Regions from separate parts of the Mus musculus genome. Here all the other regions are linked to region 4. A link is a loop called in an ENCODE intact Hi-C map of the cell type or tissue named here. Cell type or tissue: gastrocnemius. All regions are shown on one strand.

Region 1 (8,000 bases), 170 kb after region 4:
TCAGCTGCTGTGCGTGGTGGCATATGATTGTCCCCTCAGCCCTAAGGGGACAGGAGGAGCTTTGCAAGTTTGAGGACATTCTGGTCTACACAGTGAGTTCAGGACAGCCAGAGCTATAGAGCTAAACTCTGTCTCAAAAAGATAGGAAGGTCAGGAGTTCAAGGTCATCTTCATAACATAATGATGAGTTCCACGCTAGCCTGGGATACATGAAACCCGCTTAAGAAACAAAATAAACTACCATAGTAATGAAAGTAGTCATTTTTATGTTTTTTTTTTCTTGGTTTTTCTGTTTCTTTGTTTTGGGGAGCGGGGGTTGGGTAAGATGGGGGACAGGGTCTCTCTACATAAACCTATCAGTCCTGGAATTCATTATGCAGATAAGGTTGGGTGCCAGTTCACAGAGATCCACCTGCTCTGCCTCCCCAGTGCTGAGACTGATGGTCCGTGCCATCAGTCCTATTATCTTTATTTTGCTGCATAAGAAAGAAATCATGTTGACAAAAATGTAAATTTAATGATGCTTTTAAATAAATTTATGTTTCACATTTAGGCCAACACTTGAATATACTGAAGAAGTCTAAATACAGTTACCTAGGAAAATGGAGACCAATGTTCTAATATACAGTAGGGTCACTATGGCTTATACCTATATATATATAAATATATAAATATATTTTTTTCCTCCTGAACTGGGAATGCTGCTGCAACTGCTGCTGCTCCTCCTCCTCCTCCTCCTTCTTCCTTTTCTTGGAGATAGGGTCTCTCTAACTTGCTGGCATCAAACTCCTGATCCTCCTGCCTCAACTTCTTGAGCAGCTGAGGTGTCACCATAAGACATGGTAGCTGACACCACCCCTTAGGCTCAGTCTAGAAGGGTGCTGTTGCCTGGTTTTGGGTTGGAGCCATTATTTGCCCTTCCGTGAGAGCCCAGCCTCACACCTGGGAGTACCTAGTGGGAGCTGAGCCTACCCACCCCAGCTCTGGATCACACTGCTGCTGCATTTAGCTCTGGCTTGTGCACAGAGGTTCTTCTTCTGCTAGCTACCTGCTGCTCAGATGACTAGGCTTCCTCTCAAAGGGATTTAGCCTCCCTTTGGCTAGGCTAGGAAACTGCTCAGGGAGGTGTTTGCTTGTACCTGAATACCTGAATCTTTTGTTTTAAGCTTGGGTTTTAGCTAAATTTTGATTAAGAGTGTGGCACCAGCCCAGTCTATAATTCATGTCTTATAAAGAACCAGAAGATTGGGGGCGGGGAGGGGGGAGAAAAGGGAAGGGAGGAATGATGTAATTATTTATAATCTTAAAAATAAATGAAAAGCCAGAAGAGAGGAGTTCAAAGGTTCCCACCACAGAGAAATAGTAATGCCATCAAGAAGACGGAAAGTCTGGCTGGCGAGATTGCTCAGCAGGTAAGAGCACTGACTGCTCTTCCAAAGGTCCTAAGTTCAAATCCCAGCAACCACATGGTGGCTCACAACCACCCATAATGAGATCTCACGTCCTCTTCTGGGGCATCTGAAGACAGCTACAGTGTGCTTATGTATAATAATAAATAAATCTTTGGGCTGGACCGAGCAGGGACTGGGTGAGAGGAGTTGACTGGAGTGAGCGGGGTTGACCAGAAGGAGCAGAGGTCCTAAAAATTCAATTCCCAACAACCACATGAAGATGAAGGCTCACAACCATCTGTTCATATACATTAAATAAATAAGTAAATAAATAAATCTTTAAAAAGAAAAAAAGAAGATGAAAAGTCGCTCAGCACCAGTGGTGTATGTCTTTAGTCCCAGCACTGAGCAGCAGGCAGGGGGAGCAGGAGGAGTAGGAGCAAGAGGAGCAGGAGGAGGAGCAGGAGCAAGAGGAGCAGGAGGAGCAGGAGCAAGAGGAGCAGGAGGAGGAGGAGCAGGAGGAGGAGGAGCAGGAGGAGGAGCAGGAGGAGGAGGAGGAGGAGGAGCAGGAGGAGGAGCAGGAGGAGGAGCAGGAGCAAGAGGAGCAGGAGGAGGAGCAGGAGCAGGAGCAGGAGGAGCAGGAGGAGGAGCAGGAGCAGGAGCAGGAGGAGCAGGAGGAGCAGGAGGAGGAGGAGGAGCAGGAGCAAGAGGAGCAGGAGGAGGAGCAGGAGGAGGAGCAGGAGGAGGAGCAGGAGGAGCAGGAGGAGGAGGAGCAGGAGCAAGAGGAGCAGGAGGAGCAGGAGCTGGAGGAGGAGCAGGAGGAGCAGGAGGAGGAGCAGGAGGAGCAGGAGCAAGAGGAGCAGGAGGAGGAGGAGGAGCAGGAGGAGCAGGAGCAAGAGGAGCAGGAGGAGGAGGAGAGGAGGAGGAGGAGGAGGAGGAGGAGAGGAGGAGAGGAGGAGGAGGAGGTGGAGAGTCTCGTAGGAGTTTGTGGGCCACTCAGCCTGGAGTAAACATCAAGACAACAGATAGACTACAGGTGGAAGGAGGGAACCAGCTCCTACCCACAGAGTTGTCTTCAGACACACACAAATAAGCAAGTAAATAATAAATACGTTGAAAAAGAAAAGCATGTGCATTCCTTTGCTTACTTACTTGTGGAATGTCTACTTTGGGCACCGAGGTAAAACACTGAGGATTCAAAGGTGAGTAAAAGAGATGCTATTCGGGTGTCCTCTCGTGGTACATACCCATAACCTCGGCACTCAGGAGCCACCCGCAGAAGGAGCCCAGCAAATTCCAGGCCAGTCAGGGTTACATAGAACTTCAAGAAGGAGGAGGAGGAAGAGGAGGAGGAGGAGGAGGAGAGAAAAACTGACCAAACATATGTTTATGTGTTTATACACAATGCACAATGCACACACATAGGGTGGCGAACCTTCAGCCTGTAGACTAGTGGTTCTGAGCCTTCCTAATGCTGGGACCTTTTCTCGTGTTGTGGTGCTCCCAACCATAAGATTATTTCATTCTTACTTCAGAACTGTAATTTTTCTGCTACACTTATGAATCATAATGCAACTATCTGCTATGTAGAGTATCTGATATGTGACCTCTATGAATGGGTCACTTAACCGCCCTAGGGTTCATGACCCAAAGGTTGAGAACCACTGCCTTAGACTAGGACACACTGGTACAGAATAGCTCCTTTAGCCTGCAGCTTTCTCTATATGCATTATAAACAAAAGCACACAGGCCCGCTTACAGGGACATGATAAAATGTGAAATTTGTACAATACTGACTTGATCATAAGAAGACAGACAGATCTTTGAAAACAACCCAATATGTCCTCGGTCAGAATATGAAGATGATTGGCACATGTCGATTTGTTTTTCTATAGCTAGACATTTCTTCCTTATATACAAAAAAAAATAATGGAGACCAGATAGTTGTACTCTTGGTGGGAGTATGCAGGAACATCTGAGATAAGTCTGTGAGGCACAGATTTAAAGTGAAGAGGTTTTGCTTTAAATCACACACAATTTACTGTCGTCAGAAAATAGTTAACAATTTACCTACCACCCTGGGTGCCTGCCAGGGTTCGTGTGGGTTTCATTATGAACCGTGTCCCACCATGGAGTGCTAGAGAGATAGAGGGATTCCTCTATTTTACGTCTGTTTGATACAGTTCTTGGAGGGAAGGAACTGGGTCTAAAGCAGCCTTTTCCACTGAACTATTTGACAGCAGAGCTCTTCTCTGAGCGATCAGGTTTTCCCCAGTCCTGGCCCCCAGCTGAGAAGGTTGCAATTCTTTCCTACCTGGAGCTCTGCAGGGGGTGTGACAGGTGGAGATTTTGCTGGGCATTTGCATTTAAAGAATTAATAAAAATTCCTCCTTGGCCTGAGAACCCCATGAAGTTTATAACCTTGACGTTTTATAACCCCCCACAAGGATTTCTCTCGGTAAGGCCAACTGCTGTTCCAAGAATGCCATTAGTGATGGGCTCCCAGACCACATACTAGAACCACGTGGTTCCCTTAGCCACTGAATGTCATAGAAGGGAAACAAATACTACAGAACAATGAAAGCCATCCCCTGGGCATTACTAACCTTTGGCTCGCCCTTATTAATGACAGCTATTCCATATGAACGTTTCTTAGTTCACAAAGTTGAGGGCACAAGGTCAGCAGTGGCTTTCTTGAGTTGAGTTGATTTAAAACAGCTTTTCACTTACTCGGGACTAGAAGTTGAAGCCCTGGTATTTTCCAACGATGATGTCAAAGCTTGCTTCCTAAAACTACTTTAGAGTGTTCTGGGATCTGTCTCGGGCCACAGTCCCTGAGCCCAGACCGCCTTGGGGGTCCTGTACCCTCCCTGGGGCAACAGAGCTGAGCCTCACTATTGCTAGGATCCTGAGAAAAGGTTCGTTCAGGAAAGCGTTCTGATCCACCATCACCCTCTTGCCGACAAGGTCCAGCGGGGCAGTAATATCCCCAAGGACGAAACAGGGACTCTAACCCTGGAGTTGACACTCAAGAGACAGAGCAGAGCTTAGGATGCCAATCAGGAATCCTCCAACCTGCCTGTCTCGGTAACTTAGGCCACTTGGGAGTTTTCACAGAGACTCCAGCGCCCTCTGGAGGCCATGCTGGTTTGCCTGCCCTAAATTATTAGGGATATTGAGGGCAGAGGCTAGTAATCAAACATCCAGGAAGAGTAAAATAAAGATAATAGCTATTACATCTCCTTCCTAAAGTACAGAGAAATAACAAAACTACACAAGAAAAGGCAAGCATTGAGCCCAAAACCTTGAACATCGGGGGGTGGGGGGGGGAGGGTGGCACAAGAGAATTAGGGGTTCAAGACCAGTCTCCCTACAGGAGACTCTGACAAAAATAAAGATAGTTGGTTGGATGGATGGATGAATGGATGATGGTTGGATAGGTGAGTGGGTGGGTGCCTGGATGGATAGATAGGTGGGTAGGTGGGTGCATGGATGGATGGATGGATGGATAGGTGAGTGGGTGGGTGCATGGATGGATGGATAGGTGGATGGATAGGTGGATGGATGGATGGATGGATGGATGGATGGATGGATGGATGGATGGATGGATGGATGGATAAATGGATGGATGAATGAGTGGGTGGGTAGATGAACAAACAAATAAATATGTAAATGAGGAGGAGGAGAAAGAAGAAGCAATATCTGAAACAGAACAACCTTGATCCATTCATGAAAAAGAATTATTTTGAAATCTTTAAATACTATCAACTATCAAACAGATGATGATCAATACAACCCAATGTTCTTGTGGACTTTTTTCAAAAAAGGACAGTGTAGTAAGCATTCACTGAAATAGCTAAATAACGGATGCGTGGGTATACACGTATATTCTGCCCTACTATGCTAAGCTACTCTTACAAAAGCTTCCATGACACTTGTTTTGGGAAGTGTGATATACAGAATCTAATGGTGACACTGCATTTGGCCAAAAGTTTGCTGGACTGCTTCAACTCCTTTAAGACCAACGGAACAGTTTCTAGGGAAATGAAAGCATGGGCCAAGTGTTTTCTGTATTTGGAGTAGTGTTGTTGTTGCTGTTGTTCTTTTTCTTAGCTGAGTACATAAGTCAGAAGTCAGACAGCTGCCCGGGAGAATCCGAGTTGAAGAACAGAGCATTTAGCTCCTCTGTCAGAATGAATGGGAACCAGAAATTGGATGCTTATAACCAAGAAAAGCAGAATTTCATCCAGCACTTCTCCCAGATCGTCAAGGTGCTGACTGAGAAGGAGCTGGGACACCCAGAGATAGGGGATGCTATTGCCCGGCTCAAGGAGGTCCTAGAGTACAATGCCTTAGGAGGCAAGTACAACCGGGGTTTGACTGTGGTACAAGCCTTCCAGGAGCTGGTAGAGCCGAAGAAACAGGATGCTGAGAGTCTTCAGCAGGCCCTGACAGTGGGCTGGTGTGTAGAACTGCTCCAGGCTTTCTTCCTTGTGTCAGATGACATCATGGACTCTTCCCTCACTCGCCGGGGACAGATCTGCTGGTATCAGAAGCCAGGCATAGGCTTAGATGCCATCAACGACGCTCTGCTTCTGGAAGCCTCCATCTATCGTTTGCTGAAGTTCTACTGCAGGGAGCAGCCCTACTACCTGAACCTGCTGGAGCTTTCTGCAGAGTTCCTATCAGACAGAGATCAGGCAGACTCTAGACCTCATGACAGCACCCCAGGGCCATGTGGATCTTGGTAGATACACTGAAAAGAGGTACAAATCGATTGTCAAGTACAAGACAGCTTTCTACTCTTTCTACCTGCCTATTGCGGCCGCTATGTACATGGCAGGCATTGATGGGGAGAAGGAACACGCCAATGCCCTGAAGATCCTGATGGAGATGGGCGAGTTCTTTCAGGTCCAGGACGACTACCTTGATCTCTTTGGAGACCCCAGTGTGACGGGAAAGGTCGGCACTGACATCCAGGACAACAAATGCAGCTGGCTGGTGGTTCAGTGTCTGCTACGAGCCTCTCCTCAACAGTGCCAGATCTTAGAGGAGAATTATGGGCAGAAGGACCCAGAAAAAGTGGCTCGGGTGAAAGCACTGTATGAGGCGCTGGATCTGCAGTCTGCTTTCTTCAAGTATGAGGAAGACAGTTACAACCACCTCAAGAGTCTCATAGAGCAGTGCTCTGCGCCCCTGCCCCCATCCATCTTCATGGAACTTGCAAACAAGATCTACAAACGGAGAAAGTGACCCCGGAATTGGAGAGGCTGGGAGGGAGGGGTCTCAATAAATTATTGTCCAACAAAAAAAAAAAAAAAAAAGAAGTCAGACAGCTTTCTTTGGAAGCTTTGAATCCAGCTTCAGCAGCTAGAATTCACAAGATCATGGACTCTCCACATTACTGTCTCCTGCGTTTGTCCACCCCATTGCTTTTAACAACATTTCTAGGCCCGTGTAGATTCCTGTTTGTTTGTTTTTTTTTTCCTAGAACATCCAGCTTTTCATAAAAGAAACACCATCTTACACTTGCCCTGCACTACCGAAAAAGCTGTATTTGCTGATTAACGAAACTTCATAAACGTTACCCTACAAGCTTCTCTAATGATGTGGTCCCATGGTAGGTTACTTGACTGGATGGTTTGTAAGAAAAGCACAGCAAAATCAATGGAGCCAACTTCCACTCTGTCCATTTGATTGACTTATCCCATCATTTACTTCTTATGAGACCTTTTTAAATGTTTTTTTTTTCATTGAGCGAATCCCTCTAATGCACCCCCTGCTACTTTGATTACAAGGTGGTTGGGAACCTTTATAGAAAGCTGAATCCCATACTGTTAGGGGATCAAGGATATAACCGAGGCAGATGCGGTGGTATGCACCTGTCATCCCGGCCAAGACGCAAAGAATGCTGCGAGTTCAAAGTCAGCCATGTCACAGAGCAAGCTACATAGAGAGAACCTGTCTCAAACAAAACAAACAAAAAACCCCACAGAATATAATATTCAATAAATGCTGTTAAGGTACGCTGCTGCAGATATAAAAACAAACAAACAAAACAAAAGCAAAAAACCCTCATGTCATACCGTACACAAAGATCAGTTCCAGAAAGATTAAAATAATTAAAATTAGAATTTACTTTAAAAGAATTTAAATAAGCTGAGCAGTGTTGGTGCATGTCTTTAATCCCAGCACTTGGGAGGCAGAGGCAGGAAGATCTCTGTGAGTTTGAGACCAACCTGATATAGAGTGAGTTCCAGGACAGCCAGAGCCACACACACACACACACACACACACACACACACACACACACACGCACGCACGCACGCACGCACGCACGCACGCACGCTTAAATAAGAAGGAAATATGACCTAGAAAATGATCAATAAGTAAAGACATGTCCATAGAATATAAACTCAGGCAATGATGAGATGAGATCACATTGATAAAAATGTACAAGTCTGAGCTGGTGAGACAGCTCAGCGGTTAAGAGCACTGGCTGCATTTCTAGAGACTTCGAGCGAGTTCAATTCCCAGCAACCACATGGTGGCTCACAACCATCTCTACTGGGACCTGATGCTCCCTTCTGGCCTGCAGATGTATATGCA
Region 2 (8,000 bases), 200 kb after region 4:
CGGTGGTGGCGCACACCTTTAATCCCAGCACTTGGTAGGCAGAGATAGGCAGATCTCAGAGTTCAAGTCCAGCCTGGTCTACAAAAGTGAATTTCAGGACAGCCAGGGCTGCATAGTGAGACCTTGTCTCAGAACACAAACCAACCGATCGTACAATAGCCTGTAACGTGCCGAAGAGAACTAACTTCCTTTGTGTTGCCTGTTATTTGCAGATGACCCCAAAGACATTAACAGACACGAACACATTCTTGAGAAGAAATCGTAGCATTTACAACCAAGTTTACTCAAGAAGTGCAAAGGGAGAAATGGTTGCTTTGTTTTCTTGGAAATGATTTGGGTTTGGTTTTTGTTCTGTTTTTCTTTTTTTTCTGGAGCTGAGGACTAAACCCAGGACCTTGCACTTGCTAAGGAAGTGCTCTACCACTGAGCTAAATTCCCAACCCCTGCTTTGTTTTCTCAAGTAGAATAAGAAAAATTCTATGACATAACTTGTTTACAGCTCCTCTGAGTGTATATGGGAAAATTTGAGAAATTTTGTTCTGATATTCCCACATTTATAATTTGGAAGTCTATTTAAATTGAATTCCTAAAGGGTATTTTTTTTTCTCTTTAAAGGGTTAAAGCTAGTGATCCCCAAACATAAATTATACCTCCTTTCTCCACTTCCCCAGTAGTAAGTGTGGGTCCTGCCCACCAGCCGTCAGGGTACCCAAGAGCCCTGGTTCAAGGTAGTCCCACCAGAATGCCGGCCTCTCCCTTGTGTTCCCCGTAGCTGGCAGTCGCCTCTTTGAAAAGCACGAGGACTTGATGAATGTGCATTTTTTGCATTAAAATGTGACCTGCTTCCAGGCTGGTGTCTGTGCTCCGAATTCAACTGACCCTTTGGCAAAATTCACACCCACATATTTTGGACATTCTTCTAGCCTAAAACAGCACCCAGGCCATCTGTTCTGTGCCCTGGATTAATGAGGGGAAAAAAAATGTGCATGCAAGTCAGAAGTCAGTCTAGCCTCTACAACTCTGATGCTGGGGCAAACCACCAAACAGAGGAGCCGAGTACCAGACAAAGTAGGTCATGAGTGCTGTGTTTTAGAAGAGAAATCAAGGGCAGGGGTTGGGGGTTGAGGGGGGTGCACAGAAGCAAACCTTGAAAGCAGTTTCTTTCTCTTGTGTTTCTTTTCCATTTGATAACTTGTTATGGCTTCCAATATTGCACTCCATAACCCAAGAAATGTTGTATTTTTTTTCCATGAGTGAAAAAAAAAACAAACAAGAAAATATCATTTTAAATCTCAAAGATAAGGAAGGCAGGGAGGAATCGTATATAATTTTCTTTATTGATTTCTTTTTTTCCCTGAACTACCTTTAGAACAAAAACATAAAGAGATGGTGGGAATTGCAGCTCAGTGGCTAGTCCACTGAATGGGTATAAGTTTGATTGTTGAACACATGAAAAAATAAGTAAATAAATATATACAACCAGATCTGCAGTGTGGGACTTAATGGGGTCAGGAGTGTTTGTTTTTGTTTACTCTGATGCTTCACATTGAAACGACACTAGTCCACACCCAGAATCCCAGCGCGCGCTCGCTTGGGAGGCAGAGGCAAGAGATAAAGTGAGGTCGGGAGGTCATTTTGGTCTGATGGTGGCTTCCAGACCAGGCTAGGGCTGCAGACCGAGGCTCTGTTTAAAGAAAACAAGAGAAAGGGAAAAGTGGGAGGAAACTGAGACTTGTGGTTCTTTTTTTTTTTTTAATATTTATTTATTATTATATGTAAGTACACTGTAGCTGTCTTCAGACACACCAGAAGAGGGCATCAGATCCCATTACAGATGGTTGTGAGCCACCATGTGGTTGCTGGAACTTGAACTCAGGACCTTCAGAAGAACAGTCAGTGCTCTTACCCACTGAGCCATCTCTCCAGCCCAAGACTTATGGTTCTATGTAAATCTTCACTTTTCATTTGGAGAGAGAGAGAGTTGAGACAGAATGATTGAAGATGCCTCACATATGCAGTGACGCTGGCCTCTAATCCCAGATGCGGGGGTGAGGGTGGGGGAGTGATGCATGCCTTCAATCCCAGAGCTCTGGAGGCGGCAGGGGCAGGTGGATCTCTAACTCAGAGGCCAGCCTGGTCTACAGAGTGAGTTTCAGGACACCCAGGGCTACACAGAGAAATCCTGTCTTGAAAAAAGGAGGAAAAAAAAAAAAAGGAGCAAGGACGGTCGGGGAGGGTGGGGAGAAACAGGTAGGAGAAAGCAAGGGAAGGGAAGGGAAATGTCTTATCTAGCTCTAGAATTCCTGCTTCATCAATAAATATAAGCATGTCTCTATGCCTCTGCTATATTCCAAGGCCATCTGTCAGCCAACGCCTTCAAACATGCTATGGTAGGACCTTTGACCAAAACAGTGAGATCTCTGGCCGTCCCTCAAACTGTGGTCATCTCGCTAAGTGGCTTGTGATGGCTGTGACTAGTTCCTTCTCGATATTGTATGCCTGGAGCAGCCACTGTGATTGCCTCTGTTTCTCCATTCAAACAAAACTGAATATCCCTTTGGTCTGCGCATCCCCTGCCCTTACACAGGTAAGAATAAAACCTAGGAGTTGACCAAAAGTTACTGGGGAATGTAGCTCAGTCGAAGAGTATTTATTTAACATGTGTGAATCCCTACATTCTAACTTGCATTAGGAAACAAAAAATTGATTATGATGATGATGATGATAATGATGGTGGTGGTGATGATGATGGTGATAAGGTTGGGCATGTTGGCACACAACTGTAATACCAGCACTTTGGAAATAAAGGAAGGGAGATCAAGACCAACCTCTACCACACCCTGAGTGAGCACGAGGCCACCCTAAGCTTCACGTGACCCCATATCAAAAAAAAGGGGTGGAGGGCAAAGGTGACTAAAATTATAGAATTCTGGGTTCTCACACCCTTATACCAAGAGTGAACTACTGAAATCCTGACAGAATATTATAGGAAGGAATTTTCAACTATGTGTCACAGCATCATTATTACAAAGGCGGAGTGACAGTAAGGCTCTAAAAGAGCAACCATCAATCCTCTAAAGATGGCTTTGTGCACAGGACTCAGCAGAGCTCTGGTGCAACTACAGTCTACTGTGACTCTAAACTCAGAGGGGGGAAAAAAAGAAACAGGAGCCCACATCAAACCCCTTTCAACGTTTGTCTATTCACTCGGAGTCAGAATCTAGCAACGAACGTTTTGAGCAGTTTTCAAGGCAAACTGAAATTAACAACTCTAACCGCTTGCCCTTTCTCAGTGAGCTGGCAGATTTGCCGCTGAATGGATCCTGGTCGCCCCCTTGTGGCCAAATGCTCTAACAATAAGAAATTCCACAGAAAAGTTCCAAGGGAAAAACCCAGTTCCTGAAATCCCAGCATTCAAATAGGATCGAGAGTTTAAGGTCTTTGTCAGATACATAAAAATCCAGGCCAGCTTCGGTTCCTTGAGACACTATCTCAGAACACAAAATGAAAAAGCCAGTGTTTCAGTATAAGATAGACCAAGACCATTTTCTCATGTGTGTGTGTGTGTCTTGGATCATCAGGTTTGGAGGCAAATGCCTTTACCTGCTGAGTCATCTCCTCCACCTGTTTTCTCCACCTTTTTGATGAGTAATTAGAAATCACCTTGACATTCAAGACAACAGGCTCAGTTCATCTTCAAGTACGTTTACCTACAACTGCAATAAATAACTTCTTTCGTACTAGACGATCACGCAGCCCTCCACTTTGGAGTCACTCGGTTATGGCAATCTAAACTAATCCAGCTTTTATACTCCTAAGAGGCTAATTCCCAGATGGATTTCTTCCACCAGCAGCTGGCCTTGAAGTATTTTGTGAAGTGTCATCTTTCATTAAGCCATTCGCACCCGCTAACCCCTGAACTGCGCCTGAATGCCAGCCTCCCAGCCAGTTCTATTATGAACACCATATGAGCTGTTATTCACGAGCAACAGTAAGCCCTTATTCGCTAAACAAGACCCCCGGGTTCTTGACTGTCAAAGCCGCAGCTGTGGACTCAATTCTCGAGGGGCATTTTTGGTACAGCTGGAAAGACAAGAACTAATAGTTCTCACCCAAGACCACAGATGACTGTCATCACGCCCCCTGGCTTTTGTTTTCTGTATTTCATTTTTAGTAGTGCTGAACCTATGGTCTCATATATACTTGGGACCGATATCTTTGATTCTTTTGCTGTTATCTTCTTCTTTTTTTAAAGTATATTTTGTTTGTTTGGAGGTTTTTGTTTTGAGGGTGTTTGTTTGTTGTTGTTTTTGAGGGAAGGTCTTGTGCATACATAGTCCAGACTGGCCTCAAACTCACAACCCCCAACCCCCCTTTGGTCTTCCTGGTCCTGGAACTGCAGGCATATACCACCATGCCCCACTGTAAAAGGCAAGGTCTCCCAATATTGCCCAGGCTACTATCTCCAACTTTCTGAGATAAAATGGTCCTCTTATCTTGTGTGTGGCCAAGATTATAGCTATCACTGTGCTTGCTTGTTTCCAGATAACTTTCAACCCATGCCTAGAGCATGCCTACAACCCCAGCTTGTAAGAGGAGAGAAGATCTGAAGTACTAGTTTAGAGGAGGCCCAGGTGGACTAGCAAGATGGCTCAGCAGGGAAAGGCACTTGCTCCCAATCTGATGACCTAAGTTTGATCACCAGAACCCACGTACTAAAAAGAGAACTGACTCCTGCACATAACTGCCAGATTCACACCATGGCACAAGTGCATGCAGACACAGAAACACACACACACAGAGAGAGAGAGAGAGAGAGAGAGAGAGAGAGAGAGAGAGAGAGAGAGAGAGAGAGAGAGAGAGAGAATAATGCAAGGATGGGACAGAAGGAAGGGTTGAGGGCATTAACTATTTAGGGTATGGTATTCACTAACACAAGAAAACCGGGGAAGAAGAAAATGTTTGTGGAGAGAGAGACAAGGAATATTCAACTCTGGATATGTTGTTTTGAGGCTTGAGGTACTGGCAAAGCTATGAAATGTTCTCCACAATGCTCCAAAGCTCAGAAAAGCAATCCACTCTGTGGTGGTTTGAATATCCTTGACCCATGGGAAGTGGCACTATTAGGAGTGTGGCCTTGTTGGAGGAAATGTGTCACTGTGTAGGCAGGCTTTGAGGTCTCCTAGTGTGTCTTGGCCTGAGGGACAGTCAAACAGGGTAGGAGGAACCACCTGTGGAGAGAAGGGGGGCGAGAAACACAAAGGATGGACGGCAAGTCTGATTGATCAAGCTGTCAAATTTTATTTTTTCTAGGCAGGTTTTATGCCCACCAAAGCAGAATATGAGGAAGGGGATGACGCAGAATTGCTTTGTTTCTGGGGGGAATGCACCTGTTCCCAAAAGCAGGATATTGGCTAGGTAAAAAGTTCTGCAGGAGGAACAGAACAGAGTGGGTTGCTAGGTACCTGTCCACAAGATCTATAGCTATTTGATCTTAACTGGGGGTAGTATTTTCCTACAGAGGCCTCAACTTTTCCCACAGAAATCTCAACTAAGCTAGTACTTTTCCACTAAGGCCAAGACTTTGTAAGCAAGCACTTATGGCTGACAAGGCAGTTGACATTCAAACAGGGTTGCTCCCAACATCTCCCCCTTCCTTTTAGTATAGAAGGACCATGGCGATTTTATTCTTTGCTAAGATGGGGATAGAGGCCTGACCTCCAGTAACTAAAGGGGACCTTGTAATGGCTCCGGTCCTCCTGGTGTTGTCCAGTGAGGCATGGGGGCCATACCCATCCTGATGTCTTTTTCCTGGAGAGGGGAGAGTTTTTGGACATCAACCCCTTTGCAGTCAGGCTTGTCCCTCAGGGAACCCAGAAAGATATTTTTATTTTTTGCTTTATATTCTCTTGTAGTGCTTTGCCTCACAGCCCAAGCAAGAACTTAATCTGCCAGTCAGAGGGGGTTCTGGGTGGCCCCTCTCTACTTGTTCCTGGGGCGGGAGTCCCCTTTCTTAGGTTGGGTGGAGATGGCCTTTGGGAACACCCTGGAGGGAATAACAACCTCGTCTCCAGTCTCTTGATCCTCCATAGCTAACTTATGATAATGCACCTGGCTAGGTTTTGCTGCCAAATCATCTATCTGACATGCCACAAAGTTGGTGAGTCTATTAAGGGCCCAGGGACCAATAGAAATAAGCAAAAACAATCCAACTAATGGTCCCAAAATGGAAGGAAGTAGGCTCGACAACCACAGAGAGGTTGAAACCAATTTTTATATCAGCTCTCTGCTCTCTCTCTCTCTCTCTCTCTCTCTCTCTCTCCTTTAGGCCTTCTCTGACTTTTTTATTCTTTGACCACCCCTGTCTTATTTATATAAAAGCAACATTCTTCCCTAAGAGCTGCACACAGCCCTCCATGATGTAAAAAGAATAAATCAAATTGGTGGAGGTCTTAGAAGTGGCCCAAACAACATCATTTCTCTCTGATAGAACCATCCAAGTGTAATTCCAAGGGAGATGTCTATGATTAAGAGATTTGGGTGGAGGCAATTGAAGGTTGGTGGTCATTCTGGTCAGCCACAGGATCAGGAGTCTCCTTATTTGGAGCAGCATCTGGAAAGGAAATGAGATTTGCCTCAGGAGGAGACAGTTGCTCCATTCTAGACACGGGCGGGTTAACAGTTTTTACTAGCCTCTCTGATAACCATCTTCGGCCAGCATTTTCTTTGTCATAAATGCAAGCAGACCCTCGTCCCCATATAAGGGCGGGATCTGGTCCTTTCCGTTGTCCAGTGAGGGGATCTTTCCATAGCACTAATGTGTGAGAATCTTGTGACTTAGGATGCCTCAGGCACAGAGTCTGATGGGCTCGTTCTACGATGCCCTGGCCCTGAGGATTACAGGGGCCACCAGTGACATGTTTAATATCAAACTGGGAACAAAACTGTTGGAACTTGGTTCCTGTATAACTGGGACCATTGTCAGTTTTTATAATCTGTGGTTTCCCCATGGCAGCCATGCACTGTAAAGTTTGTGTGATCACATCACGTGATGCCTCTCCAGAAAGGAGAGATGTATGTATAAATCCACTATAGGTACCAACTTTAACATGCACATATTTTAACCTTCCAAAGGAGGGGAAATGGGTAACATCCATCTGCCATCGTTCATTAGGGATGAGTCCCCTGGGGGTGACTCCCAGATGAGGAACCGTCAGCAGAGTGGCGCGTCCACCACAGGACTTAACAATTTCTCTTGCTTGGTCTCTAGAAATCTTAAACATTTGGCGCAAGGTAGAGGCATTTAAATGATGCGAACCATGAGCCCATTTAGCCAAGTCTATGGAATCAAGTAAGGTGGGGAATGCTGCGCGAGTGGCCCCATCAGCTAGAGCATTTCCACATGACAGAGGACCACCCAAGCCAGAATGGGCTCTCAAATGTCCCACAAAAATGGCACCGTCTTTTTAATAATTAGGGATTGAATCTCCACAAATAATTCAGAAGCAGTGGAAATAGGCTTAATATATGGGACTATCTCTAAAGCAGGAATAGAATGAGCCACATTAAGCACTGTCGGTACACAAATTAAATGGGGTCATTGGTAACATTTTAAAAACCTGAAGAACTGCAAACAATTCCACCAGCTGGGCAGAGGAATATGGGGACTGCACTGAAGTAACCCGATCTCGTACAACATAGGCAGCTTTGCCTGTTGAGGAGCCATCTGTAAACACCAAGGTGCCGTCAAGGAGTGGAGTTTTGGAGGTAACTTTGGGGAAAACCAAGGGAGGCATCTTTACAAATCTTGTAAGGGGATCATTAAGCAGCCGCCACAGAGCAGAGCAGAAGGGAGGAGGGACCTTTGGACTGGCTCAGCCAGTTAGCAGTGGAGGAGGATGCTTACAGGCAGGGGTTTTAAATTTTATCAAATTCAAGAATTTCAGGACAGCTGCTAAAAAAATCAGGGAAACTAAAAGCAAGACATAGGGGCCCAAATA
Region 3 (8,000 bases), 150 kb after region 4:
CTTGAAGATGGGGAATCCCATTTGGTTCATTCATATTGTGTCCCCAAAACATTTCACCAGACCTGGCATATCATGGAAGCTCAAAATACTTGTCAGCTGAGCCCTGATGTGCACACCTGTGATCGCATGGATGCTCAAACTATCAGATGGACACGGAGGTGTGCACCTGTGAAATCAACATTCAGGAAGCTAAGGCAGGAGGATTGGGGGTTCATGGCCAGCCTTAGCTGCATAGTGAGACCTTGTCATGACAATAGCAACGAGTATGAGACAAGTGGATGGATAGGTGAGCTCTTCAAACCTCAGATTAGAAAAGCAGGCCCAGCTGCTGCTGCTCTCTTCTGCTTCTCTGACCACTCAGCAGTTATTTGAACAGCTGCTACGGCAAAAGAAAGAAAAGAAAGGAAAGGAGAAAGAAGGAAAGGACATGAAAGGAGAAAGAAGGAAAGAAAGAGGGGGAAACCTAGCCTATGGCATGGTGAAGTACATAGAACATAGACCCAGATTGCCTGAGTTTCAATATGGGTTGTATCACTTACCTACTGTGTGACTCTGGGATGGCCAATTAATCTCTCTGCATTTGTGTTTGCCCATCTGTAAAGTAGAGCAAATAGTAGCTCCGATGTGCGGGGGTTGGGAGGAGAGGAGGAGGAAGTGGTTCAATATTATAAGCTATTCATAACAGCACCTGGCACAAACCAACAGGTATTTGCTATGATGACGACAACAGCCAGTGCCAGTGTTGTTCAGAGCACGAGGAATACAGGACTGGAGTGTGGTGGGGGAGGGGAGGCCTACACCCACATCACTTTCCTTCCAGGAGGAGAAATGAACAGCAGGCTATACACACACCAGTTGGATAATTTTGAATCATTTTCAACACTATCCAGGACAGCCAGAGCTATACAGAGAAACCCTGTCTCGGGGGAAAAAAAAAAAAAGAAAGAAAGAAACAACGTTTCATTGCTATTGTAAAAGCAACATGAACTAATAATTAGCATGCAGAATATATATAAATATTAGACTATATTAATATTATGCTATATTATATAACATATAAAGTATATTTATATTAAAGAGTGTTTTGGGGGATCAGTAACTGGAATGGGAAAGGAACTTTAAGTATAGAAATAGAAGCCAAACTGGAAAGCATGCCCAACAATAGCCTCCAACTCCACAAGAAACACCTTCTTCGGGCTGGAGAGATGGCTCAGTGGTAAAGAGCACCGACTGTTCTTCCAGAGGTCCTGAGTTCAAATCCCAGCAACCATATGGTGACTCACAACCATCTGTAACAAGATCTGACGCCCTCTTCTGGAGTGTCAGAGGACAGCTACAGTGTACTTACATATAATAAATAAATAAATCTTTAAAAAAAAGAAAGAAAAGTAAAAGAAAAAGAAACACCTTCTTCGCAGGCACGCATCTGCTACCAAGGCAGATGGATCTCCATCTGTGCCACTAAATGTAGCTCTCCCAGGAATGGGACAGGCATGAGTTGGTCAACTCTCTTGTTAGCAAAGCAACTCCTAAAGGGCCCAAGAGCTACAAGTTGTCTGCATAGCATTATGAAAGAGCAAGCTGAAAGAGTCAAGTCTTTTCATAGGGAGGAGGACTCAGGCACCATAGCACCAATAAACGTGCGAGTAAAGGCTGGCCATCCTTCTAAAACAAAGAAGGTCTCTCTGAAAAGGTCATATTTAAGCTCCTAGCTACACCGTGAGACAGCAGCAGCCATGGGAATAGCTGCGAGAAAGTAGGTTCGGTAAAGAAAAGTCCCCTGAATTAGAACCAATCAAGTGTTGGAGGTCTGCGTACCAAGACCAGTGAGGCTGTGGGGTCAGAACAGGAGAGCCTCGAGGAGTTCAGCGTTTATTCCAGGTAATGACCACGGGAGGGGGGGGGGGGGGAGGCAGGCCTGACCTGAGTTACTCTTTCAAAAGATTCCCCTGGCTGATATGTGGAGAATAGGCCTAAAGTAGAAGCACAACACTTTGACAAAGGGGGTATTGAAGTGTTCCAAGTCAGAGACGCTACACAAGGCAGAGGACAGTGGCTGTGTTCTGAATAGTTCACGGGGAGCCCCACAGGGCTCGGTCGCAGACTAAATATAAACGGAGACAGAAAGGAGAATCGGGAGTGCCTTCTGTTTGGGGTTTGAACAAGTAGGAGGATGATTATATAGTTTACTTAGACGGGAGAAGGCAGCTTTAGGGATAAAAATAGTCGTCTCTTGATTTTTAAAAAGTATCTATTACTACTCTTTATGTTTCAGTTTGAAATGTGTCTTAGATGCGGAATGGAGAAGCCAAGTACTCAACAGAATATACAAGTCTGAAAGGCAAAGAGGGCCAGGCCAAAGCTAAGGCCCTATATTTGGAAGTCCAAACAAACAGATGGTGTGATGGTTTGCTGTTGCTGCATAGACAATCCTCAGTGCCTGTCTTAGTTAGGGTTTAGTTGTTGTGAACAGACACCATGACCAAGGCATCTCTTATAAAGATAACATTTAATTGGGGCTGGCTTACAGGTTCAGAGGTTCAGTCCATTATCATCAAGGTGGGAACATGGCAGCATCCAGACAGGCATGGTGCAGGAGGACCTGAGAGTTCTACATCTTCATCTGAAGACTGCTAGAAGACTGGCTTCCAGGCAGCTAGGACAAGGGTCTTATAGCCCACACCTATAATGACACACCTACTCCAATAAGGCCACACCTCTAAATAGTGCCACTCCCTGGGCCAAGCATATACAAACCTTGACAATGCCTTAAGACCACGAGAGTCTGTGCCTGCATCTGACATTGACATTCTAGCTAGGCATCTCTGTCTCTATCTGCAAGTCAAGCGAGCATCTCTATTCTGTATGGCTCCTATCCTCCTAGTTTTCCACAGTCCTTCCAGGCCAGGCCCACGGCACTGTACCAAGAGAGCAAGAGGAAGTATGGGAGATCCTATCTAAGATCATGATGCATCTTTAACTCTGCCAATAGATCACTAACTAAACTATTATACATGCCCAGTCTCAAGTCCCAAGTCCAGGGCAGGAGAAGTATGCTTTGCCAGTATCAAACCTGAATAAGAAGCAAGAGGAATGAAACCAGGGTTAACAATGGAGGCTACCACAGAGAAGATCACCAGGACAAGGATGTAGGTAAAGAGTAACTGGGCCTTGACTAAATGTCTAAGGCATGTCAGTATTTGTCCATCAACTGGGACACAAAAACCCTAGCAGAAAGTGTGCCAAGTAAGCCAGAGACTCAGCCATCCCTGTAATGCAAGCACACTGGAGGCAGAGGCAGGAGGATCAAGAGTTTGGGCCAACTGGGGATATGTAGCAAAACACTCTAAAAAGCCAAGAAGAAAAAAAAAAAAAAAGGAGATGGGAAAAAGGAGATGGGGCCTGGAGAGATGGCTCAGTGGTTAAGAACACTGGCTATCCTTCCAGAGGTCCTGAGTTCAATTCCTAGCAACCACATGGTGGCTCTCAACAATCTATAAGGGCATCTGATGCCCTCCTCTGGCACACAGGCATACATGCAGATATATCACTCATATACATACTTCATATACATACTACATATACATATACATACTTCATATACATCATATACATACTACATATACATTATACATTATACATATATACATATACATATACATATACATATACATATACATATACATATACATATACATATACATATACATATACATATACATATACATATACATATACATATACATATACATATACATATACATATACATATACATATACATATACATATACATATACATATACATATACATATACATATACATATACATATACATATACATATACATATACATATACATATACATATACATATACATATACATATACATATACATATACATATACATAATTGGAGAGAGTAACAAATAGAACTGGAGAATAAGTAAGGGAATATGAAAGGAACAGAAGAGGAGAATATTTCAAAAGGAAACTGTCTGGCTGAAGGGATGGCTCAGTGGTTAAGAGCACTGGTTTCTCTTCCAGAGAACCTGGATTCCATTCCCAGTACCCAGAATCGCTCACAAGCCTCCATGCCTGTAGATCCCTGTGATTCAATGCCCTCTCCTGGCCACCACGAGTACTGCATGCAGACAAAAAAATCCGCCACCCATAAACATCAGTTCCTTTACACTAAACAGGATGCTTGTAGTTACTGGCACCTTGCTTCCCACTTCTTGGCCCGGCTGGCTTCAGTAGATTTATGATAATGCTTTGCCCTACTCCCCAGCTCAGCATACTCACTTAGCGGGAGTAGAAGTATCATATCCCGTCTGTTGCCACATAGGAAAACATTTCTACTCACGGACAACACTCAGTGGGAAACGAAGGTCTAACCAGTTTGAGCAGCTTGGTGGTGTGAGGTTCTTCCCAGCCTTGTCCCCTGCAGCTCTGCTCCCCCGCCCCACCTTTGTATACTCTTGCAGACTTGGTCACAACCCAGCACAAATTGATGAATTTAGAACATGCTAACAGTCCTCACCAGCTGGCATAGGCTTTGTTCTTGCTCCCATGAACCTCCTCATTTCCAGCACATCTGAGGGGCTTCGCACTTAATTCAAATGTTGGTCCTACTGAATAGCTCTTTTGGTCCTTTTAGTGACTCTAGCTTGGGACTGAAATGACAAGACGTTGTGAACAAGCGATAACCACATCCACAATATGGCTCATTTTGTACCATTTCCAAGACGTCTAAAGGAAATATGCCGGTCAGGCGGTGGTGGTGCACGCCTTTAATCCCAGCACTTGGGAGGCAGAGGCAGGGAGATTTCTGAGTTCGCCGCCAGCCTGGTCTATGGAGTGAGTTCCAGAACAGCCAGGGCTATACAGAGAAACCCTGTCTTGACCCCCCCCCCACAAAAAAATTAAAAATTAAAAAAATAAAGGAAATATGCCAATATGTGTCTCATATAATGAAATCTCAGTAGTACTGTTACATAGTAATTTACTTTGGATTTCCCCCCACCCCCTACATTCTCACGCCTGAGCTTCTGAGAGATCTTCAGAAAGATGAGCAGGTAGTGTTTCTAGAATGTGAAGGTTTCTTGATGTGAGCTATAATTAAAATTGAGAAGCCATTATTAGATCTATTCTAGGATTTTCTTTGATTTCCTAGAACCATGGGTTTTTTTTTTTTCCTATAACACATACCTCTTTGGTTGCTATGTATGCTCTTTTCCTGTTGTCTGACAGTTGTCTGGCTAACTGGAAAAATGGAGGAAGTCTGGGGAGAAATAGTTTCAGTGGTCAAGTCAAACACACACATGCACGCACACACAGAATTCTGCTCTGTCTCCATTTTGCTTTTAACAAAGGATAGGATTTGGTAAAGTGGGAAGCTACTCATTCTCCCGTCTCACGCTCGCTCCGTAAATATTTGTCTCCCTGAACTCAACAGGCTCTCCTTTTCCCAAGGCTGTTGGCTGGAAGTCTTTCCCCCAGCACTGCATCTCTATCACGGAAACTATGTCCCCCTTTATCCAGTGTCTCTACTCTGCCTTTACTTTGTGGGACATCAGGCATCTTCAGGAACTGCGTTAGCCCTGGTCTTTGCCCTCTGACCATTTCATTATAGATTTTATTTGGAGTGCGATAGCCAGACGTTATTGCTGTTGCCTGGCAGGAACCAGAGTCTCTTGTCTGGCATGTCACACTGTCCTCTTCAGCCATGGCTGTGCTGAGCTGCAAAGCTTCTGCCCACTAATATCTTTGCTGCCCTCACAGTTCATTACTAACCTCCTGGTAGGCTTTCTTAGGGTTACTCTGCCATACCTCTGTCACACTGTAACTCGACATAGTGTCTCATAACTTTCCTAGAGAATCTTTTTTTTTTTTTTTAGCCAACTTAATTTTGCCTTTTGAAAACAGGGACTCATGCAGTCCAGTCTGCCCTCATATTCACTGGGTATCTTGGACTCTCGATTCTCTTACTACCCCAAACGCTGAGGTTTAGACTCATGAACCACCAAGAGAATCCTTTTAAATGAAACTCACTTATGGCCCTACAGAAACTATAGGAGGCAAAAACAATGGCTCAGAGGGTACTGAGTCCTAAACCTGGGAGTCCCACACATGCACTGTGGCATGTGCATACACACAAAACACACACATATATGTGCATACACATACAGGCATGCACACACACATGTGCACACAAATATAAATGAAGGTAATAACTTTTGAATTAACAAATTAATAAGGTATCCAGACAAATTTGCATACACACACTCAAAGCTGTCACTTACACACAATCCTTTGGGTCCCCGAGGGAGGAAATGGGCTCACCGACTCTCCCTCAGTCATACATCCCTTTATGTTATTATAGCCTTTGCTCCATGACACCAGCTCCTACTCTCCCCTGTAGATGAAACAAGAGCATGTTTACAAATACAGACATCTCAGTTCCAAAGCATACCTAAAACCCACTGAGGTTTGCCGATAAAGGAACCCAGCCTGTGGTGGTTTGAATGAGAATGGTCCTCGTGGGCTCAAATGTTTGAATACTTGGTCTCTGGCTGGTGGACCTGTTTGGGAAATTTCAGGAGGTGTGGCCTTGTTGGAAGAAGTATGTTACATGGGGTGGGCTTTTAGGCTTCAAAAGACTCAAACCATTCCCCCTAACACACCCCCTTGTCCACGCCCCCCCACACACACACTCTTTGCCTCCTGCCTATAGATCAAGATGTAAGCTCTCAGCTGTGGCTGCCATGCCTTTGTTCCTTCAACGTACATCAATTAACAGTCTATTAGTTGCCTTGGTCATGGTGTCTTGTCACAGCAATAGAAAGTAACCAAGAAAAGCCAGGGAGCGGTGGTGCACGCCTTTGATCCCTTCATTTGGGAAGCCGAGGCAGACGGATCTCTGAGTTCAAGGTCAACCTGGTCTACAGAGAAAAGCAACTAAGACAGAACCCGTGACCTGTGCCCACGTAAAAGTCAGACACTGAACAAGTACTGAGCGCCTCGTGTCTAAGACTAAGGAGTTCCTGGCATTGGCGGCTATCACCACCAGTCCTGACAGGTATCCCTGACAGGTTGATTACATCATCTGCTTTTCTCGGCTCTCACTGCCCTCCAGTAGCTATGGTGCAACACTGGGCAATTATGGACAGATGAGTAGAGTAAGCCTTGGCCACCAAAGGACCCAAAGCAGATGCAGTCCAGCCTCCTCCAGCCTCCAAAAAAAAAGGCCCAGAGTACACAGTGTCTTTACGGTATGGTGATTACTGTGTGTTCCCCATCTTTGCTTCATTACCTCATGTCTGCTGCTTTGACCATAAACACAGACTAAATGCCAAGACACAGAGTACCGTCACCAGGAAACGCAGCTTCTTGCGCCAGACCCACCTTTGGGCTTTTGGACCTGTTTGCTGTATTTGTTTAAAGATGGCAGGGGAAAGGTACACATGGTATCATGCTTGTGTGTGTTCTCTTTGGCGATGTCTTAAAACCCAGGAACCAGGGCCAGCCTGTCTTCCTTATTATAGCGACCTGGCTCGACCATCCACTCCTGATCTCAGCCCCGGTGAAAGCACATCTCTTCTTCTGCCTCCATCCCTCTGCCCGAGATCCTGTGAGCTAAGTGGCAAAATGCAGTATTCAAGAAACATGCAAAGCACAGATTTCTCTTCTTTATGATTCTATTCACAGAGGTGGGGGGACGAGTGTTGATTATCTTAACCTGCGCATAACTTGTGGCACAAAAAGATCCTCATCAAACAATCCTCCCTTAATAGTCCTCCCCTTTGCCATTGTAAACTAAGGCCTGACCTTCGAGCACTAATACCCAGACAATACAACGTTTGTGCACTATTTAATTAGCTTATTCCTTTTGTTAATGTACATTCCTGTGGTTGGTCTACTCTCCGCTCAACCTGAAATCAAAACTGCATGGGATTAAAACATTGTTTTTACCAATACATCCATTTTCTTTTTTTTGCTCC
Region 4 (8,000 bases):
ATGTCTGGGCCATAAGCTAGGCTGGTTCCCCGATTAACTCTTAGCTTAATACCTCATTTATTCTAAACTGACCTCAGCTATGTGGTTTCCTCTCCTCAGCTTCTCACGTCATCCCGGTCAGGAAAAACCCTCTTACCTGACTCTTTCCCATCTGGAAGTCCCACCTTCTAATCCCGCCTCAGCTTATTGGCCATTAGGTTTTTATTGACAGGTGATGCTTCCACACAGAACACAGGAGATTACCCCTACTGGGTCCAATATTGCCACACCAGGGGGCAGTGCAGAAGAGTCCCTTCAAGTTGAAGCCAAATAGCCTGCTAATGTTACCAGAAGATATGAAGGCCGAGGATGTTTGAACGCCATAGCCCTTCCCAAAGAGGTGTGGCTGTCGTCGAACACTGTTTTCTGATAGGCTGCCAAGATAAGTTACTGCTCCTCTTCCCTGGAGATGTGGTCAGCTGGGTCACTGAGGTTCACAGAAAGCTACCCGAGGCAGCGATGGCTCCTACAGTGCCTCCTGGAGTCAGAGTTGTCTGACAGCAGCAAGAATCTTCCCAGGGAAGAATCAAACAAGTCTCGATTTGGGAGTGACATCTTGCTTGACCACCAACATCTTAGCTTATTTAAAGGAACATTGGAAGGAGCATCTATCTGTCAGTAACAGTATTTAACAGTGCTTTACTCTTAGCCGAATACCTCTAGAGAGGGGGTCGTGGTGGTTGTATTTGTCTCTTGCAATCGTAGTCAGAGACTTGATTGGCTTATTTTTAGTACTGTATTTCGTCACCAGATACTTATTTCATTATTATTGAACTAAATTTTAATGCCCAATTCTTCTATAAGGACAAGAAATTTTATCTCTCTAACTTAATAATAACAGACCACGTTCCCAGAACTCTCCATCAAACAAATCGATGCACACGTGCTTGGACACAAGCCAGGGGACTCTGCTGCCCTCTAGAGGGTATCAGAGGGTATTGTGCACGTGAGAGGGTCAGGGTCTAGGAAAATGCATGGTAGTCAATGAATGTTAACGGACCAGATGGGAACTGAGAAATTCTAATTCATGTCTCAGACCGACATGTTCACTCTCCCGCTCCTCATTTAATTTCTGTAAATATTTGTGAAACTGTCATCCAACAAGGAATATTTCACACCCATCGCCTACAAATAACATTTGGAACACAGCAACAAGAGAAACCTGGGGAAAGCTCAGATGGATGGAGATGAAAATCTACCCCCCTACCGCCCACCGCCCCCCCCCCACCTTCCCGTGTGGTGGAATCCTACAAGGGCTGCAGTCAGCTGCGCCATTCCACCCGGTGCAGCCAATGTGGAGTGCACTCACGGGCTGCACTGCTCTTCCCTGTCTCCCCCAGGTTTTGTTCAAATGAGACATTCCATAGCTCACACTGTTCCAAGCAAACGGAACTGCGATCTGGCTTTATAACATAAAAACTCCACTGCCTGCCTTTCTGCTGTAGGTGCCTGCCTTAGTTAAGACTTCTATTGCTGTGAAGAGACACCCTGACCAAGGTGACCAAGCCAGCTCAGTCAGTCAACAGGTTCTCCAGCGCAGGAGGGAGGATTAAAAAGAAAAATGACAATTAGACAACATTGTAGCATGACCCCAGCCAGTTCTGAGGCTGAGGCCGGTTTATTTTTTTTCCAATCCGCTTTTATACCATTTTAATTACATGCAGTAATAAGGTCAGGCAGTACAATAAACACAGATAGTCGAGGAAAAAGCAAGGCAATAAAGTCCCGTGCTCTCTGTTTCTAAGGGCTTATCAGGATGACCAAGATATCTGAGCCTACTTCCCTGTCCTAGCCCAAAGTCATATTCTTGCCAAAGCCTACTTCTCAGTTCTAGCCTAAAATTAGATTTCTGCCTGAACTTACTTCCTTGTCCTGGCCCACTGTCAGATTCCTGCAGAGTGGCCCCAAAAGCTCTCCACACCAAGGCAACTCTTATAAAGGAAAACATTTCATTGGAGCTGGCTTACAGTTTCAGAGATGTAGTCCATTTCTGTCACAGCGGGAACATGGCGGCACACAGGCAGACATAGGACTAGAGAAGGAGCTGAAAGCTATACATTTGGATCTGCCAGTAGCAGCAGGAGACCGCGTGCCACACTGGGTGGAGCTTGAGTGTCTGAGACCTCAAAGCCCATCCCCCACAGTGACGCACTTCCTCCAACAAGGCCACACCTACCAACACTGCCTTTCCCTATGGGCCAAGCATGTAAACACATGAGTCTGTGGGGGCCACAACTATTCAAACCACTAGAGAACCACACATCATATCAACCTAAGATCCGTTTGAAGGTCTGTGAGAAGCCAGACATAATGGCCTCGGCCAGAAGTTCAGTTAGTACGGAGTGTAAGTTCTGTATGTGCAGTAACAACAATCTTCAACTCAGTAGAAATGGTCAAGTAGTGTAGTCAAGAGGCGTGGTTTTAACTCTTCTGTGTCAGCAATTTCACAGTCCTAGCCAATTAAACATCTCCCCCCCCCCCCGCCCTGCCCTATTTTGTGGAAGAACCACCCAAAGAGCTGTAACTGTTCAACAAGGTACTATATGGAGGAGCTGGGGAGATGGCTCACTGGGTAGGAATGCTTTTTGTGCAAGCACGAGGACCTGAGTTCAAATCCCTAGCACCCACTTAAAAGCTGAGCCCATAAGCCCCAGTGTTGAGAGGTAGAGATGGGAGAATTCCAGGAGCCTCTTGGCCACCAGCCTAGTAAAACAATGAGCTGCAGGTTCAAAGAGAGACCCTGCCTCAAGGGAACGAGGTAGACAACAATAGGGGTAGATATTCAGTCTTCTCTTCTAGCCTCCACAAGCATGCCCATGGACACCTGCACGCACTTAATATGCCCATACACACATATACCACATATACAGAACATAACACATTCTCCCCATATGCACACTGTGGTGGTTTGCATATGCTTGGCCCATAGGGAGTGGCATAGTTAGGAGATATGGCATTGTTAGGAGTGGACTTTGGAGGTCTCCTCCTATGCTCAGGCTCCACTGAGTGCAGAAGGGAGCTTCCTTGTAGATGCCAGAGGATGTCAGTCTTTCCTGGCTGCCTTCCGATCAAGATGTAGAACTCTCAGCTCCTTCTCCAGCACCGTATCTGCTGGCATGCTGCCATGCTTCCCACCATGATGGTAATGGACTGAACCTCTGAAACTGTAAGCCAGCCCCAATGAAATTTTTGCCTTTATAAGAGCTGCCTTGCTCATGGTGTCTCCTCACAGTAATGAAACCCTAACTAAGGCTCTTTTAAAGCATCTTGCATCTTGAGAACAGTCATCTTGGGAAACCCCTTAGTTCAAGGTAAACAGGAATGGCTAGTCACCATAGCTCAGAACCCAGAGTAAGAGACTGGAAGCATCCGCAGTGTTCACTAGGTCTAACGTGAACACTGTGATATCATTCATTCAGTGAACAACTGCCATGCAGTGGCTAAGCAGCCAGGGCTCGATGGCCACATCAGAAGCATGATGAACTAAAGGAAGGGAGCTGTAGAAGGATTTGCACAACAATTCAAATTATATGTGAAACCACAGCAGTATGAATATCTGCATGCAAATAGATAATACAAGTATAAGAGCAGCCATGGAGATGAAATCAGGAAAGAGTTCATATGGGATCAAATGTGTTTATTGTGCTTTATTGCTTAATTATCTGAAGGAAATAAATCAATGATTTGACAAATCTGGGGGATAGGTACACAGAGAGATGGGTACAGAGGGGAATAGGTATACAGGGGGCCAAGTATGTAGTGGGATAGGTATACAGGGGGAAGGTACACAGGAAGATGAGTACATGAGGGATAGGTACACAGGGGCTAGGTACATAGAGGGACAGGTATATAGGAAATGATTATGTACGGGGACAGTTGCACAGGGGGACAGGCACATGGGGGACAGGTAAATAAGGAGTCACACACATAACATAGGGGTTAGATACATAGCTTTATTTTATTATTACATTTTCCATGTTATCAATGTGCTTTGAGTATCTCACTTGGATAAAAATATTCAAAACAGTGCCATTAGCATTTAAATTCAGGTTACTTCAAAAATCATTCCAAACACAAAAAAGTTTAAAAGAAAAACAACAACATTGTTTTTAAGAAAAGTTTAAAAAAACAAAACAAAACAACAACAATATTATTTTTAAGAACTGGCCATGTAACAAAGCCAAGCATTATTTTTAAAACAACAGCAGCAACAACAAATTCCAAGCGCACAGTGCTCCGAGGGAGTTCACTGACAGCTAATCAACACTAGATGGCGCTCTATCTCGTGCGCTGAATTTAGTGTGAGCCTATCTGGTTGAAATGTTTTTTTATCAATTTCTGCGGCTGGTACAGAAAATGAATTTTTAGGTTTCACTAGGTAGCGCGTAAAGACACCAGGCATCACTAGGAGGCTTCCAGCTTACTCGGCGTCTTTGCTCCGGGTTCTTTATTAGAAAGAAAGAGGATGTCGATTCTACTGGCTGCGCTATCTATCCCATGGGAGACTGAGAGCTGGCAGTAACTCCCACTCATCCTCTTTTATGTTTGCTGCTAAGGACATTGTTACAACAGATAGATTGGACGTCTTGTTTTCGGTCTTGACAAGACTTATTTTGTAGCCCAGGTTGGCCTGCTCTGCTTTAGTCTCAGGAGCGCTGGGAAAGGCCTGCGAAGCCACGCCCAGATCCCACATTTTAAAGTAAGCATTATTCCACTCAGTATACGCTGCCCCGCTGTGAAATGACACGATGTGTGGAGAAAGGACGTTGCTTTAAAATAGGAGATTCTAACTTGGTTTCTAGGTATTCAACCGAAGCGTTTTCTAAAAGAAACTCAAGTCTGTAAGGCCCATGTCAGAGGCACAAAGGACTTCATGCCACCATTTTTTTTAGCCAAGTGAAGGAAAAGTCAGCTGCCGTCCTCAAGTAAAAGGGTGGGTATAGGTACCAGAACCTACATACTGACGCCCTGTCTTGAACACAAAAGCAAGAATCTGAATACTGACCCGCACATTGCAATCGGCGATGTCTCCCAGGGCATTTTATTAAGGAAAATTATCAATATGAATATTTAACCTATGGGGACAGTTATATTTTTACAATTAAGTACTTGATGATTAGGCAAGCACATTTTAAACGTTCTGGCTTCTCCGTGTCTCTCTGGCCTCTCCAGTTTCTCTTTCCGGAAACCAAGTGGTCAAATTGAAAGTTGATTCTTTTCTCTGGCCCTGGAGCTGGTTTGAAAGCTGATTCCTTTTTTGTTTTTGTTTTTGTTTTGTTTTGTTTTTTTGAGACAGGGTTTCTCTGTATAGCCCTGGCTGTCCTGGAGCTCACTTTGTAGACCAGGCTGGCCTCGAACTCAGAAATCCTCCTGCCTCTGCCTCCCAAGTGCTGGGATTAAAGGCGTGCGCCACCACGCCCGGCTTTCTCTGGAGTCCGACTTGGAAACGATTCTCTCTGGAAGAAGCCACCCGCAGGAAGGGTCACAAAGGTCACACTGGTCACGCTGGCTCAGGGCGCGCTTGCCTTACCTACGTGGCCATAGTCTCACTCTGGATCCCTGGGGGGGGGGGGCGGGGGGGGGTTCTGCTTCTGTGATAGAATGTTTTGTCTGTGTATGTTAATTCCAGACGCCGTATTTAACACTTCATCTCGCCATTCCTCCTGACAGTTTGAAAACCATGGCTATTACAATTACTCTCTTGGGGAGGAGTTCGGAGCGGCCTGCCAAGCGGAAGCCAATCAGGCAGGGCTGAAGGCGCCCTCTTGAAGCCACTCCTCGGGTCAATGGATTTTCTTCCTTCCTTCCTTCCTTCCTTCCTTCCTTCCTTCCTTCCTTCCTTCCTTCCTTCCTTCCTTCCTTCCTTCCTTTCTTTCTTTCTTTCTTTCTTTTTTATCTTTTCAATAGTGATTATAAATATATGGAGATTATGCAACTTTTTACTCACCCCTTTTAAAAAAAGATAGTCTTTTTTTTTATAGCCCAGGCTATCTCGAAATCCCCTACGCACCCCAGAGTGGCCTCGAAGTCACCCCAATCCTCCTCCTCCAGTTTCCTAAATTCTGAGATGCCACAAATTCACCAAGCCAGTTACTTTCTCCTTAGAAACACGACAGAAATAACTGGGTTCAGAATAGTATAATTTTTAGCAAAAACATAAAATATCTAATATTCACGATTAAGTTCCACTCCGATTCCACCCCCATCCTCTAAGAATGACAGTGTTGAGTTAGCAGGCACCTCGACTGCTCCATTCCACTGGAAGTCATCAGTGTCTGAGACAGTGTGTCAGAAGGGCCTTTCAAGTGAGTGACTGAATGAATGAGTGAGTGAATGAATGAATGAGCAACCCAATATTTAGGAATATATTATTTTGGCTTTGGGATAAGAAACTTATTGCACCCATGTCAATTTTCACTTGCCAAGAGGCGCTGTGAGCTGTTGTTGTTGTTTGTCTGTTTTTTGCTTTGTGGTTTTTAAATACCAAGAGGAATTCTTAATGACAGACATTTTTAAAATTTGTGCAGAAAAATTCTGTCTCAAAAATGGCCCATTGGTCTGCACGTATTTTACAATAATCTGAGAGACTGAGGTGTCAACAACTTTTACACACAAGTAGAAGAAACACGTTTGCGTTACACACAGGATTATGAAATTTGATAACCAAACTTTATCATTCTACTGAATTCCACAAGACAGAAGAACTGCCAAACGTCCCCTAGACGTCCCCATCTTCACACATACCTTCAGGATAGGTCTCTCTTGCCAGTTTTTGGCCTACTCAAAAGTCACCATCTTATTTATCCACCCCCTTCCCCTAGGTCCCCCAGTCTCTGGCCTGATTTGTTTAATGTGTGAGATTTTATCTGCCTTTGAGAGGAGGTTCTATTTTGTTTTGTAGAGACAATGTCTTACTCTATAGCCCAGGCTTGTAGGAAGCCACATACGCGATTGCAGGATGGCGCTGGCTACCGCTGGCCACCACCCATAAATTTGAGTAAACAACCAATGTGCGCATGTGCAGTAGAGTTTTTTGCTGAGTCACTGCCTGGCCTGAGGCATGCAAACGAGGCACTGAAAGCCTGGCCCAAGGTATGTAAATGAGGTACTGAAAGCATAACCAATCGGGTGTGGACACGCCCCTCCTAGGTCTATATAAGCAGCGCTAGTACTGGGGCTCAGGGTCTTTTCGCCTCTGCAATCAAGCTCTCCCAATAAGCGTGTGCAGAAGGATCCTGTTGTGGCATCTTTCTTGCTGGTGAGTTGGGCGCTCACACAGGCTGGCCTCATACCACCGATTTTCCTACTTCAGGCTCCTTGAGTGCAGTTTTAGACAGGCATGTGTCACCGTGCCAGGCTTATATACTCGTATTATACACCAAGTCATGCAGCAGGCCTCTAAAGAACTATCTGATGCTCCATGTGCACACGTCCCAGCACGTGGATAAATTCTCACTGACAGAAACTAGGAGAAATTGAAACAAAAGTCACTCTATTTAGTTGAATACTTGAATGCAAGTTAATTAGAAATATATTTGACATCCAAGCTGTTATTAAGCAGTCTCTACTTCTAAAGCAGCTTGAGGTGCCCCCTCCCCCACTTCCCCTTCCCTTCCCCCTCCCCCTTCCCCGTCCCCGCCCCCACACTGTGGGTACGATCTACTGTGGTTGTAGATTACCTGGTTCCCCTTCATTCTTTCGATTCTGAAACCGGTGGCAAAGCAAAAATGCCCCAAGCCATCATTTGTGGATAGAAAACAGCTGCACGTGATAAAAGAATTGATGTGGTTTAAAAATCACTCGGAGGTAGAGGGTAAACTGCCTCTCCCAGCCGCTGTTCTCACCAACAGTGTAAAGCTAACTCCTTATGAATCACAGCAGGGAGGCAGGACAAGACTCATTTTTTTTTGGATAGTAGCTTGATTTTTCAACAAGTGGGGCTTTAAAATTTGGTCAGGAAA

What was found. Hi-C counts contacts between places; a loop is a spot of excess contacts. Peaks named below come from ENCODE experiments on the same cell type or tissue, not always from the same donor. Only the 100,000 strongest peaks of a DNase experiment are listed, where the experiment ranks them.
Region 1: it touches region 4 in a loop (8-fold over the local background); 31 of 42 quality-filtered maps call a loop at or near these places.
Region 2: it touches region 4 in a loop (5-fold over the local background); 17 of 42 quality-filtered maps call a loop at or near these places.
Region 3: it touches region 4 in a loop (4-fold over the local background); 31 of 42 quality-filtered maps call a loop at or near these places.

Annotation. Positions count from the first base shown.
Region 1 is chr10:93,773,076-93,781,075 of GRCm38, forward strand. It overlaps the pseudogene Gm3571. Among named protein-coding and RNA genes, the nearest start is that of Gm26239, 30 kb to the right of the region's middle. In gastrocnemius, a CTCF peak has its summit at 4,532 (motif pointing left); DNase peaks (open chromatin) are centred at 3,710 and 4,509; H3K27ac peaks cover 318 bases.
Region 2 is chr10:93,809,899-93,817,898 of GRCm38, forward strand. No RefSeq gene overlaps it. Among named protein-coding and RNA genes, the nearest start is that of Usp44, 6.1 kb to the right of the region's middle. In gastrocnemius, CTCF peaks have their summits at 3,334 (motif pointing left) and 4,144; DNase peaks (open chromatin) are centred at 923, 3,330 and 4,023; H3K4me3 peaks cover 1,110 bases; H3K27ac peaks cover 941 bases.
Region 3 is chr10:93,759,146-93,767,145 of GRCm38, forward strand. No RefSeq gene overlaps it. Among named protein-coding and RNA genes, the nearest start is that of Gm26239, 44 kb to the right of the region's middle. In gastrocnemius, a CTCF peak has its summit at 4,131 (motif pointing left); DNase peaks (open chromatin) are centred at 744 and 4,148.
Region 4 is chr10:93,607,274-93,615,273 of GRCm38, forward strand. No RefSeq gene overlaps it. Among named protein-coding and RNA genes, the nearest start is that of Snrpf, 22 kb to the left of the region's middle. In gastrocnemius, CTCF peaks have their summits at 1,005 (motif pointing left) and 4,301 (motif pointing right); DNase peaks (open chromatin) are centred at 941, 3,156 and 4,328; H3K27ac peaks cover 278 bases.